Linked DNA regions of Mus musculus: region 2 is linked to region 1. Evidence: chromatin contacts called from ENCODE Hi-C or POLR2A ChIA-PET data. All regions are on one chromosome and are shown on one strand. Each heading gives the region's core, a stretch centred on a gene start or an enhancer-like site at or near the end of the contact. The rest is flanking DNA. Distances are from core to core; before and after follow the strand shown. Region 1 holds the start of Ublcp1 (ubiquitin-like domain containing CTD phosphatase 1). Region 2 holds the start of 4930597A21Rik (RIKEN cDNA 4930597A21 gene).

What was found. Hi-C counts contacts between places; a loop is a spot of excess contacts on that map. ChIA-PET counts read pairs that join two places held with the same protein, here RNA polymerase II (POLR2A).
Region 2: a map of heart shows a loop between it and region 1 (3-fold over the local background). The contact joins the promoter of 4930597A21Rik here to the promoter of Ublcp1 in region 1. A Hi-C loop is called at or near these places in 6 of 37 maps with a recorded cell type or tissue (adrenal gland, heart, mature B cell and 1 more). POLR2A ChIA-PET finds 5 or more read pairs at or near these places in 1 of 5 experiments (Patski).

What each region holds. Positions count from the first base shown.
Region 1 is chr11:44,466,902-44,472,781 of GRCm38, reverse strand. It overlaps Ublcp1 (ubiquitin-like domain containing CTD phosphatase 1), which reads left to right and starts at 2,234. Exons shown (of 11, transcript NM_024475.5): 1 at 2,234-2,354; 2 at 5,771-5,880. The coding sequence starts at 5,814.
Region 2 is chr11:44,581,998-44,588,036 of GRCm38, reverse strand. It overlaps 4930597A21Rik (RIKEN cDNA 4930597A21 gene), which reads right to left and starts at 1,720. Exons shown (of 4, transcript NR_126460.1): 1 at 1,687-1,720; 2 at 560-735.

The sequences.
Region 1 (5,880 bases), core at 985-3,484:
CTTGTAAACCAGGAAATAGGGAGACCAAGGCAAGAGAATGAAGAGTTTCCGGCCAGGAGGGCAACACAGGGACACAAAGCTATAGAGATGTACTTGGTAGAGCACTGGTTTAGCATATGCAAAGTCCTGGGTTTGATGCTCACTTCCAGAAAACAAAGCAAACCAAAACATAGTTGACCTTAATGATAAACAAATGTACTGATTGTGGTGGTGAAAATAGAAACTGGCCTTGCCAAGCAGCAAGTGGATGAATGATCCAGGTGAAAAAGCATATTCATTTTGAGATTAGTTTCTTGCTTTTTGATGGTCGTTTTGACTGTGTTGTTAAACTTCCGTGTGGGTTTTGTAGAAAGTCTTTTCTTTTTTGAAGAAAGCAAGGGATTTGTTTTGAATGAGTAGATATTCTCATTAAGTACAGGAAAAAAACCAAAAACCAAAACAAAACAGAAAACCCCAAACCTCTTAACTAAAGAACCCTCAAGTTGGGACTGGAGCCATGACTCTTGCAGAGGACCTGGGTTTGGTTCCTATCACTCATATGAGAACCGGAACTATCTTTAAGTCCAGTTCCAAAGGCAAAATACTCATACTCATTGAAAAACAAGTCTTTTAAAAAATTGCTAAGACACAAAATTTAGTTGCTTTATTTCTAACAAGCCCAAGAAATGAAAAAACCAAAACAAACCCAAGCAGGTACAGCTCTATCGACTAAAAGGAAAGACACACATGGAACCAATATTACCTTTTTACTCTCCCCTTCTGGAAGAAACTGGTTTAAGAAAACGTTTTGGATTTGTGTTTTTATAATTTTAAAATGACATTAATTTAGCCATACATGCTGGTGCATGCCTTTGATTCTAGCACTTGGGCAGGTGGATCTTTGTGAGTTCCAGGCAAGCCTGAGCTATACATAGAGAAACCATGTTTTCCCCCTCCCTCCAATTACATTAATTTTTCTGTGGGTCTGTTTGTACCAAGGCACAGGAAGTCTGAGAACAACTGTCAAGAGGTGGCCACGCCTCTTATGGGTCTCTAAGATTGAATTTGAAGTTTTAAAAAGTATCAGATATACTTATCTAGGGGCTGATGATGTAAACATTCTTCAAGTTACTTTTTAGGTCTTTCTTTTCTTTTTTCTTTTGCATAACAAGTAACACTGGGAATTTCTTGAATGGATGAGAAGGGTTAGGTCCCGTTGAGGCTTTCTTCTGTCTGAGTCAGAGTTTCAGTCTGTATCCCAGGGCTGGAACTAGAATTCCCTATGCCCAGGCTGGCTTCAAATTTATGCACTATCCTACTGCCTCAGCTGGGATTACAGGCAAGAGCCGCCTCCAGGGGTTCAAATGGAGACTGCTTTGATAGCTAAGAAAAACTCCACTTTATGTGAGGCACCCATTCTAAATTCCGAAAAGATAAGTTCCTAGCAACTCTGACTCCTTGCCCCTTCCCCATGAATTGGAAAACTGCTATGAAATGATTAACTGCTGGCTCTGATTTCTGCGAACTCCGCTCATCATTACGCACAGGGGGTGGGGGGTGGGGGTGAGGCAGTTCCTCACATAGCTGTCAATCCCACAGAAATGAAGTAATTGTAACTGCCCTTAAAAGCCCCTTTCCTGTTTTAGCTCACAGGAACTAAAGAGAGCGGCTGCTTAAGAAGAAAAACTCGGATAACTATAATTTAAACGGAGTCTCCGGTCTCTCCGAGTGACTTCGAACGCTGCAGCATTTATTTCTATGAAAGCATGGCATTCTTCTGTAAAGAGAACTAGCTTTCCTTGCATTTAAGGAGGCAAAGCAAGCACGAGTGGGTGGAGCCGACCGACACACAGATCTGGAACACCGTTGTCACACGGATATTTGTTCCATGAGTGTTTGGATCACTTTGGCCGGCTTTCCCCTGGAGTGGGCAAATTATATTCCTGGCTCCTTGCGTCTCTAGAAAAGTCTCCTCTTCAGTCCTCAAAGGTCGGCTTCATTCGGAACGCGACACTGCCACAGGAGTCACAGGGCTCCGCAAAGCTCAGCTCTGGTGGAAAAAAAAAAAAAGTCGCCACCGGGCCGGAGCATGCGCAGAACAGCCGGCGGCGGCCACCAAGAACCGGGAGGGGTCTCTTTCACAGAGGTCAAAGTCTGGAAAACACTCGGCCGGCCTGGGCTCCGCAGGCGTCACATCGGAGGAGAAACCAAACAAGCGGCAGCCGCATTTCCCCCTCCCCTACAACACATTTCCGGTCTCAACCACACTTTCCGGTCCGCCCGCCGGTTCCGGTCCCGCCCCTCGCTTCCGGTCTCCTTAGGTTCCGCTGCGGCCGGCTTTTTCGTCCGCTGTAGCTGGTTCCGCCGCGCTCCAGGTGAGAGGACGCGGGGTTCTCCGGCGCGCCTGCCTGTGAAGGCGACGCTGCGGCCGGGGGATGCCACTGAACTGCATGCGCCCCGTGGTTTGTCTCGCTGCGGTCCGGGTGGGCTGGGACTGCAGCTGTCCCGCCTGGCCCCCAGAGGCCCCTGTCCCGGCGCACTGCGGGTCGTGGCCGCAGCCTTCGCATCCGGCCTTCTCACCTGACCCCAAGGCTTCCCACGTCCCAGAATGTTCTGCGTCCGCGGGCCTCGTCCCCCGCTCCTGCAGGGTCTGTCTTGTCCTCCCCTCACGCGGGTTGTCGAAGGCGTCCGAGGCAGCTTGTTTCTGAGACTCTGCCTGTCTTGGGATACTCCCGGGGCAGTCCGGGCTGCACCCCGCGCGGCTCCTGCGGGCCGGCGCCAGGGCCCGCGGCCCAGCACCGCACGCTCACTCTTGCCGGGCTGGATGAAAAGTTCACACTGTCACTTTTGAAATTGCCGCCGTTGGCTGCTTTTCGTGATGCGGTGTTGGGCGAGAGTCGCTGTGACTTATTTTGCAGGTTTCTAATCTGTACAGTGAGGTCGCTTGTTAGTCCAGGATTGTGAAGATTAAGATAGCGATAGTTAACGTGCTCAGCCCTCACTGCTACCGTTCTCCTAGCTCCTCGCGGCTTATCAAATGCTGTCAGGTGTTAGCGCTTATCAAAACACATACATGTGAACTGACTCATCTCTGGGTTTGGAAGGCTGAGGGCTAGAGAGGTAAGAGACTAGGCAAACCCAACACAGGATGTTAGGCAGAACTCCAGTATAAACATACGTTGATTACATATCCCATAAAAATGTCCTCTTTGAGTTGGATCGCCATCACCACCCACTCCCACCCCCCAATTTGGGGGACAAATGTGATAAACCATTAGCATTGTATGAGAAAGTATAAAAATGCCCATGCTTTTTTTGTCCTGCATGATTCTCAGTAGTGATGAAATGAGATTCAAAAATTAAAAAAAGTTTTAAGAACTTAAGCTGGAAAGGTTTGTATAACCTTTTTTTTTTTTCTATGCCCAGAGTCTTGGGGCATTTGACAACTTGTCTTTACCATTTGTAGCACAAGTTCTTTATGAAGTAGTGCCTGTTGTTAAGTGCATGGGGCCCATGCCATTGGCAGGTTTTTCTAAAGCCGGTAACAGAAGAGCCTAGAGGAGTAGCATGCTCAGCCTCTACCACCTCAGAGGTGGTAGAAAAAGACTGGTTAAAGTGGACATTGTTAGGTCTCTTTCCTTATTCTGATGATACTTCCAAGAAGTCTTCATCAAATTTAAGTCAGTGGTATTGGTTGAGAACCACTGGTCAAAAAACTCTCATGGTCTCCAGACTACCCTGCCCGTCCAAGCACCGGTTAGCTCAGCTCAGCTCAGCTCAGCTCAGCTCAGCTCAGCACAGCTAGAAGCCTTCCTAGCTCTTACGAACAATCATTCCTGTTTCTGTGTCTTACAGATTTCAAATTGACCCACATGCCTTTTTAGCCAAGGTCATAAAACTTCTTAGGGCAGATTCTGCCTAACGTGGCATCGTTGCCCTAAGTTAGCATGCTTGCAGGTTTTCTGCAGAACATTAACATATGAGTAAGTAGGTCTAAGTGGGACTCTAAAGGGAAACGGACAGGGAAGCCAATGTGAATATGGATTTGGTACGCTTTTCGAAGCACAGTAATAGATTTCTACATTAAGTCTTTGCAGATTGTTAATTAAAATTTACCTTCTCTCAGAATTGGTTGTGATGCTTACGATCACATGATCAAATACTTCATCACCCACGCGAAAGCGCTGCAAAAAAACGCCAGTGCTCTGAGATTCGGGAACTCAGTGCTCTGACCTATGAAGGAAGTGAGGTTATAAGTGTTGACAGCTTAATGGGACAAGCAACCTGTGTTTAGTTGTTAGGGAGAATAGCAGCTGCCATGTAACATTTCTGTGGTTGGATCTGTATGAGCGCATTAAAAAAAAAAAAACCCTACAGTTTGATGCTTTGACTCCTGTAGATGGACTCTGAGTTAGACAGCTGTGACATACTGGATTTAGGATGTGGTGAGATTTAGTCAGGGAACCAACACCAGTTTTGTGCATGTGAGTAGATTATGTAGCTGTTTCTTTTTCTTTTTTAAAAATTAGATATGTTCTTTATTTACATTCCAAATGTTCTCCCCTTTCCTAGTTTTCCCTCCAAAAATTAACTATCCCCTTACCCTGCTCACCAACCCACCCAGTCCCGCTTCCTGGCCCTGGCATTCCCCTATACTGGGGCATAGAGCCTTCACAGGACCAAGGGCCTCTCCTCCTATTGATGACTGACTAGGCCATCCACTGCTACATATGCAGCTAGAGCCATGAGTCCCACCACGTGTTTTCTTTGATTGGTGGTTTAATCCCAGGAAACACTGGGAGTACTGGTTAGTTAACATTGTTCCTCCTATGGGGCTGCAAACCCCTTCAGCTCCTTCATTAGGGACCCTGTGCTCTTTCCAATGGATGGCTGTGAGCAACCACTTCTATATTAGTCAGGCACTGGCAGAGTCTCTCAGGAGACAGGTATATCAGGCTCCTGTCAGCTGGGGAACAAAATGCCTATGGAAGGAGTTACAGAGACAAAGTTCGAAGCAGAGACGGAAGAAATGACTATCCAGAGACTTCCCTACCTGGGGATCCATCCCATAAACAACCACCACACCCAGACACTATTGCAGATGTAGCTGTTTTCGTAATGGCAAAGAGGGATATTCTTATCAGACACTTTAATTACATGAGATGATCTTCATACATCTGGTCAGTTCATAAAACATAAAACACATAGTGGTGTATAATCTGGGACTGCCTAAAACATAATAAACGTTCAGCTTTAGAGTTATTTTAAGAAGTACAAAGAGTTTACCAGGCACTATGTGAGTTAGAAATGTTAACCGATTTACTCTTCATAAGAACCCTAAGATACAAATAGCATTCCTTTGTTTTACAGATAGGAAAGGCATATGCTAAGGGAAATACATAGTAAATGGGAAATCTAGAGTCTAAGCCCAGATAGTTTGCTCAGGGTTCAGTGCTAATGAATTCCTCTCAAACGTTAATTGAACATAGGTGTCCGTTGTGGAGGGACTTGCCTCTGCAGCATAAATCCAGCCAAACAGAGCAGCAGGGTAGGTAGCTCATTGGTCCTCTCTAGGTGAACAAGAGGAGGAGTCTGAAAGAGTGGTAGGAAATACTAACATTAAGCCAAAATAAGTAGGAAAATTGTCACGTGTAGAATTCGGGGAGGTCCTCTCTGAGGAGGCACAGTTATCTCTACCATCAGACTGTACAGCAGAGTTCAGGCTGCACATACAAGTTTGTGTTTGACCTGTCAGTTTTCATTTCCTCGTTTACATGTGCCTGTCTCCTAGGTGTTTTGTTCCTACAGAAAGTCCTGCTTCATATGCGTGAAGAATGGCACTCCCCATCATAGTGAAATGGGGTGGGCAGGAGTACTCAGTGACCACGCTCTCAGAAGATG
Region 2 (6,039 bases), core at 471-2,970, 120 kb before region 1:
ATGCTGTGATCAATGTATGAAGCACTGTGATTGGAGTATAAAGCGCTGTAATGAATACATGAAGTATTGTGATCAGTGAATAACACACTGCCATCAGCACATAGAACGCTAATCAGAGTATGCAGCACTGTGATTGGTGTATGCAGCGCTGTGATCTGTCTTGTGGCTACAGTATTCAGTGATCCTGAACTGTCCTAAGAGAAAGATCTTCAGTCTCCACTTTCTTGCCATCTGCCTAAGGAAAGTCTCAGGGTTAGTCTGTCTGTAAGTATTCTTTAATACTCTGTAACTCTAAACACAGGACAAAAACACAGCAAGTGCCAGGCCCTGACCTTCAGCACATAGTACCTAGGTCAGATTTAATTACCCCACTCTAATATATATATGGAGGGGTGTGTATTTATACATATGTGTGGAGCCAGTATGTGTTTATATTTTCATGGTCACATATGTGTGGCTGCACATGTATGGTGGTGCATGTGTGCATGTGTGTGCGCATGAATGTGGTAGTCCAGAGTTGAAGGCAAATGTCTTCTTCAATCAATCCCCCCTTACTTACGGAGGCAGGGTCTCTCTTTAACCCTAAAGGTCTCCAATTCTGGCTAGTCTCACTAGCCAACTTGCCAAGGGGATCTTTACGTCCCGGGTTCTGGAATTACTGGCAGCCAGTCCTCTTGCCTGGCTGATCCACTGGATCATATCTACAGTCTCTAAGTTATTCCCTCTGGGTACCTTCTACTTATGCAAGGGAAAAGGTTTACATTTGTGATTGTAACATTATTGAGATCTCTTTACTTCCATTTACATAAACAGAGATAAACACAAATGAGATAAATAAGGGGGTGTGGGCCTGGAGGTCCATCCCATATACAATCACCAAACCCAGACACTATTGTGGAAGCCAACAAGAGCTTGCTGATAGGAGCCTGATATAGCTGTCTGCTGTGAGGCTTTGCCAGTGCCTGACAAATACAGAAGTGGATGCTCACAGTCATCCATTGGACGGAGCACAGGGTCCTCAATGAAGGAGCTTGAGAAAGTACCCAAGGAGCTGAAGTGTTTTGCAGCCTCATAGAAGGAGCAACAATATGAATTAACCAGTACCCCCAGAGCTCCCTGGGATTAAACCACCAATCAAAGAAAACACATGGTGGGACTCATGGCCCTAGTTGCATATGTAGCAGAGGATGGCCTGGTCGGTCATCAATGGGAGGATAGGCCCTTGGTCCTGTAAAGGCTCTATGCCCCAGTATAGGGGAATGCCAGGGCCAGGAAGCAGGAGTGGGTGGGTTGGTGAGCAGGGGGAGGGGGGAGGGGGAGAGGATGTTTTGGGAGAGGAAACCAGGAAAGGGGATAACATTTGAAATTTAAATAAAGAAAATATCTAATTTAAAAAAAAATAAGGGGGTGTGGGGCAGAGGGAGGGGCAGGCTGACAGAGTAAACAGTAATGGGTCCAGAGTGGTCCAGAGAAAAATTTCTCGTAAGAACACTGAAACACTTTCAATCAGAAAATATCAGCTTAAAGGCTACCCTAATCCCTACCTTAAAGCTTACCCTAATCATTTTACACATAAGGAAACCAGGGCCTGGGGGTCAGCAGGAATCACCCAGTCCACAGTATGAAATGGTAGACACAAACTTAATCTAAAACTTCGTTCTCCACCTCCATTACCTCTAACCTTACTTAATTTGTAGGTCTTTCCAAGTCTGTGTGTGTTAGAATTGCTTAAATGTATCTGCTTTAAGAATCCAAGAACAACGGATGCACCCACAAAGGCAGTTGGAAAACTGAACAAACTGCAGGACCATGGTGACATCTAGTGGTAATCTTTGGTAGTGCACCTGTCTAGAAGACCTTTGATTTAATCAGGCTTACCATGAAAGCAGAAATATTCTTTTGTACACTGTTCCCTAGTTTGAGTTTGTCTGCTATGGTTATGAGATATACTTGAACAGTAATCCCACATATAGGATTATATGCTGAAGAATATATATATATATATATATATATATATATATATATATATTCAAATCATAGCAAAAGGCACATGACAAAGGCTTGTCATGGCACTGGTTATATTGAGTGTTTGGTTACAGTGGTCCTGACCACCAAGATTCCATCTTAGAAAGCTGCTGTGAATTCTCTTCTAATTAATAAGGGATTCATGGAGTAACAATGTTCGAGTTTGCAAAGCTGATGTTTTTGCTTGAAACCTCAATGAAGTAACAGTTGCAAAATAGTAACCTAATGCTGTCATTTTTTACTCTAATTTTACTCATTAGGATTTTAACATAAAAAGGGAACCTTCCCTATACTCCCATTTTTTATTAATTAATTCTTACATCATCCAGAGTCTTAGATTTCATGAGCTGACTCAGGTATAGATGACATCATCTGTATCTGAAGTGTCAGACGTAGATTACAGTTCTACATTAATTACAGAGTATATCTAAAGCTTCCTAATTTGCTGCAGTGGAGATTGGACTAGGGTGCCATGCATGTGAGGCTATTGCTCTGCCTCTGAGCCACAAAGCGAGCCCTCTGAACCTTTACACAACCTGTATCCAGGCCGAGCCCTTGCCTTAACCCCAACTATCACGCTTAATTTTGAATAAAGGAAGTGTAGTGTGAACCAGAGAAATGTCCTGAAATATAACCCTGCCTATCCAAAAAAAAGAAAGAAAAAAAGAAAAAAGGGAAAGAAAGAAAGAGAGAGAGAGAGAAAATAAGAGAGAGAGAGAGAGAGAGAGAGAAAGGAAGGAAGGAAGGAAGGAAGGAAGGAAGAAAGAAAGAAAGAAAGAAAGAAAGAAAGAAAGAAAGAAAGAAAGAAAGAAAGAAAGAAAGAAAGAAAATGGAGTTTCAATTGGGAAGTTGTCTATTGGCACTGGGGTTTTTTTTTTTTTTCCATTTTTTATTAGGTATTTAGCTCATTTACATTTCCAATGCTATAACAAAAGTCCCCCTTACCCACCCACCCCCACTCCCCTACCCACCCACTCCCCCCCTTTGGCCCTGGCGTTCCCCTGTACCGGGGCACACAAAGTCTGCGTGTCCAATGGGCCTCTCTTTCCAGTGATGGCCGACTAGGCCATCTTTTGATACATATGCAGCTAGAGTCAAGAGCTCAGGGGTACTGGTTAGTTCATAATGTTGTTCCACCTATAGGGTTGAAGATCCCTTTAGCTCCTTGGGTACTTTCTCTAGCTCCTCCATTGGGAGCCCTGTGATCCATCCATTAGCTGACTGTGAGCATCCACTTCTGTGTTTGCTAGGCCCCGGCATAGTCTCACAAGAGACAGCTACATCTGGGTCCTTTCGATAAAATCTTGCTAGTATATGCAATGGTGTCAGCGTTTGGATGCTGATTATGGGGTGGATCCCTGGATATGGCAGTCTCTACATGGTCCATCCTTTCATCTCAGCTCCAAACTTTGTTTCTGTAACTCCTTCCATGGGTGTTTTGTTCCCACTTCTAAGGAGGGGCATAGTGTCCACACTTCAGTCTTCATTTTTCTTGAGTTTCATGTGTTTAGGAAATTGTATCTTATATCGTGGGTATCCTAGGTTTTGGGCTAGTATCCACTTATCAGTGAGTACATATTGTGTGAGTTCCTTTGTGATTGTGTTACCTCACTCAGGATGATGCTCTCCAGGTCCATCCATTTGGCTAGGAATTTCATAAATTCATTCTTTTTAATAGCTGAGTAGTACTCCATTGTGTAGATGTACCACATTTTCTGTATCCATTCCTCTGTTGAGGGGCATCTGGGTTCTTTCCAGTTTCTGGCTATTATAAATAAGGCTGCTATGAACATAGTGGAGCATGTGTCCTTCTTACCAGTTGGGGCTTCTTCTGGATATATGCCCAGGAGAGGTATTGCTGGATCCTCCGGTAGTACTATGTCCAATTTTCTGAGGAACCGCCAGACTGATTTCCAGAGTGGTTGTACAAGCCTGCAATCCCACCAACAATGGAGGAGTGTTCCTCTTTCTCCACATCCTCGCCAGCATCTGCTGTCACCTGAATTTTTGATCTTAGCCATTCTCACTGGTGTGAGGTGGAATCTCAGGGTTGTTTTGATTTGCATTTCGGCACTGGGGTTTTTTTTCTTCAAAAAAATGTTAATGTTGTGCAAGTTATAAAAGTATCAGAAAGCAGTCTAAGCAAAGAAGATCACAGGACTATGACAGTTCTGTAATACAAGTGGGGACCCTAAGGGACACATAGTGTGTTAGTCAATGTTCACAGACATACTAGGGACAAAGGGACATTATGTTTGTACTTATTCTCAAAAGGTTCTGTATGTTTTGTTGAGAAACAGAAAGCAAATATGAGAACTGGAGAAACGGCTTGTGGCTATGAGCACTGGCTGCTCTTGCAGAGAACCCAGGTTCAATTCCCAGCACCCACGTGGGGTCCAGAAGCACCTGTGACTCCAGTTGCAAGGGATCTGGCATCCTCTTTTGGCATCTGTGGGCACCGGTCTCTCTCTCTCTCTCTCTCTCTCTCTCTCTCTCTCTCTCTCTCTCTCTCAACACACACACACACACACATACACACACACACACACACACACACACACACACCACACATACAGGCAAAACACTCATACACATAACATCCCCAAAAAGGATTCTTTTAAAGCAAGCAAGCAAATGTGTCTAGATGTCCACCACAGTTGAAGGGTGGGTAAGGATTTAGCAACTTTCCTGTAAGTTTGAAATTATATAAAATAAAAGTTGGCCAATGAGGAAAAAAAAATGAGATTTTAAGGAATTTTAAAATACTTTGTTAGAAAACAACCAAACCAAAATAAAGGGGTAAAAACTACACTCGTGTCTAGAGACTTGAGAATTTCAAAGCAGCAGAGCCTCAATTTCTTTTCATGACTCTGAATAGTTTGAGGTAAAGTGTGACTCTTTTCATTAGGGAATTACCCTGCTAGTCAAGGAAATCTATTATACATTATTAGTTGAGATTCCCAGGCTGTCTGAAAAATCCCTCAAAGGCACACACATGTGTATGAAAGCTCACACAGATAATATCGTGATGTACAGAAGACGATATCCAGGCAGAGTCCTAGCCTTGAACCCAACCACCCGCCTTTTATTTTGACTAAGGGGAGCTGGGAGCGAACCTAAAGTGTGCTCTGAAGTGCAATCCTTGCCACCTTAAAAAAAGAGGGAATACTAGTTGGGAATGGGATTTATTGGATGTGGGGATATAGGGTGATGGTCCAAAAGAGAACTAATTTGGCCATCAAATACTGGCTTATGTTACATTCTCTTAAGTGAATCTACCCTCCTGTAAGTCCGGTATATCATCTGCATTTAAATCACCCCCACCCAGGGTTAACAGGAGCAAGTGTGCTGGCTGACCTGTCTCTAGGCCAGACACGACATTTGGGGTGGTTTGGGACCAATGCATGATGGGGCTCAGTGTTCTGCTTCCATCCCACCCCACTCCTCCACCCGGAGACTCTCGTTCTCCATTGCTTGTTCTTGTTGTTGCTTCCAGGGAGTAGGTATTGTTTAAGAAAAGAAAAAATGGTCCGGGACTTAGAATTCAATAGTCATGAATTAAAATGACCATTTGGGCCCTGAGAAGACGGCTTCATGGGTAAAGAACTGCAGTTGTAAGCATGAAGCCGTGAGTTCTGATCTCCAGAATGTAGGGACTCTGGCCAGAGTCATAACATGGGGTCTCCCCTTGTACACTTATAAATTGCCATTTTCCTATGTGCCACATCTCTCTCCATTCTACCCAGAGGCAGTCCTTTGTATTTGTATTTGCCTTCAGAGACAAATACCCCTGCCCCCTTTTCCCTCCCCTTCTCCCTCATCCTCTATCCCCTGTATTTGTCTCTTATTCCTACCTCTGTCCCTCAAGAGTAAATAAATGTCCTCTGTGCTGAGAACTTGGTCTTGAGGGTCCTGAGCTGATATTTTTCCTAACATTGAACCCATGTAAATCTGAGAGTACTGGCCTGTGTATTTAACCCCAGTGCATCATTTACACTTAGATAGGAGACAGAG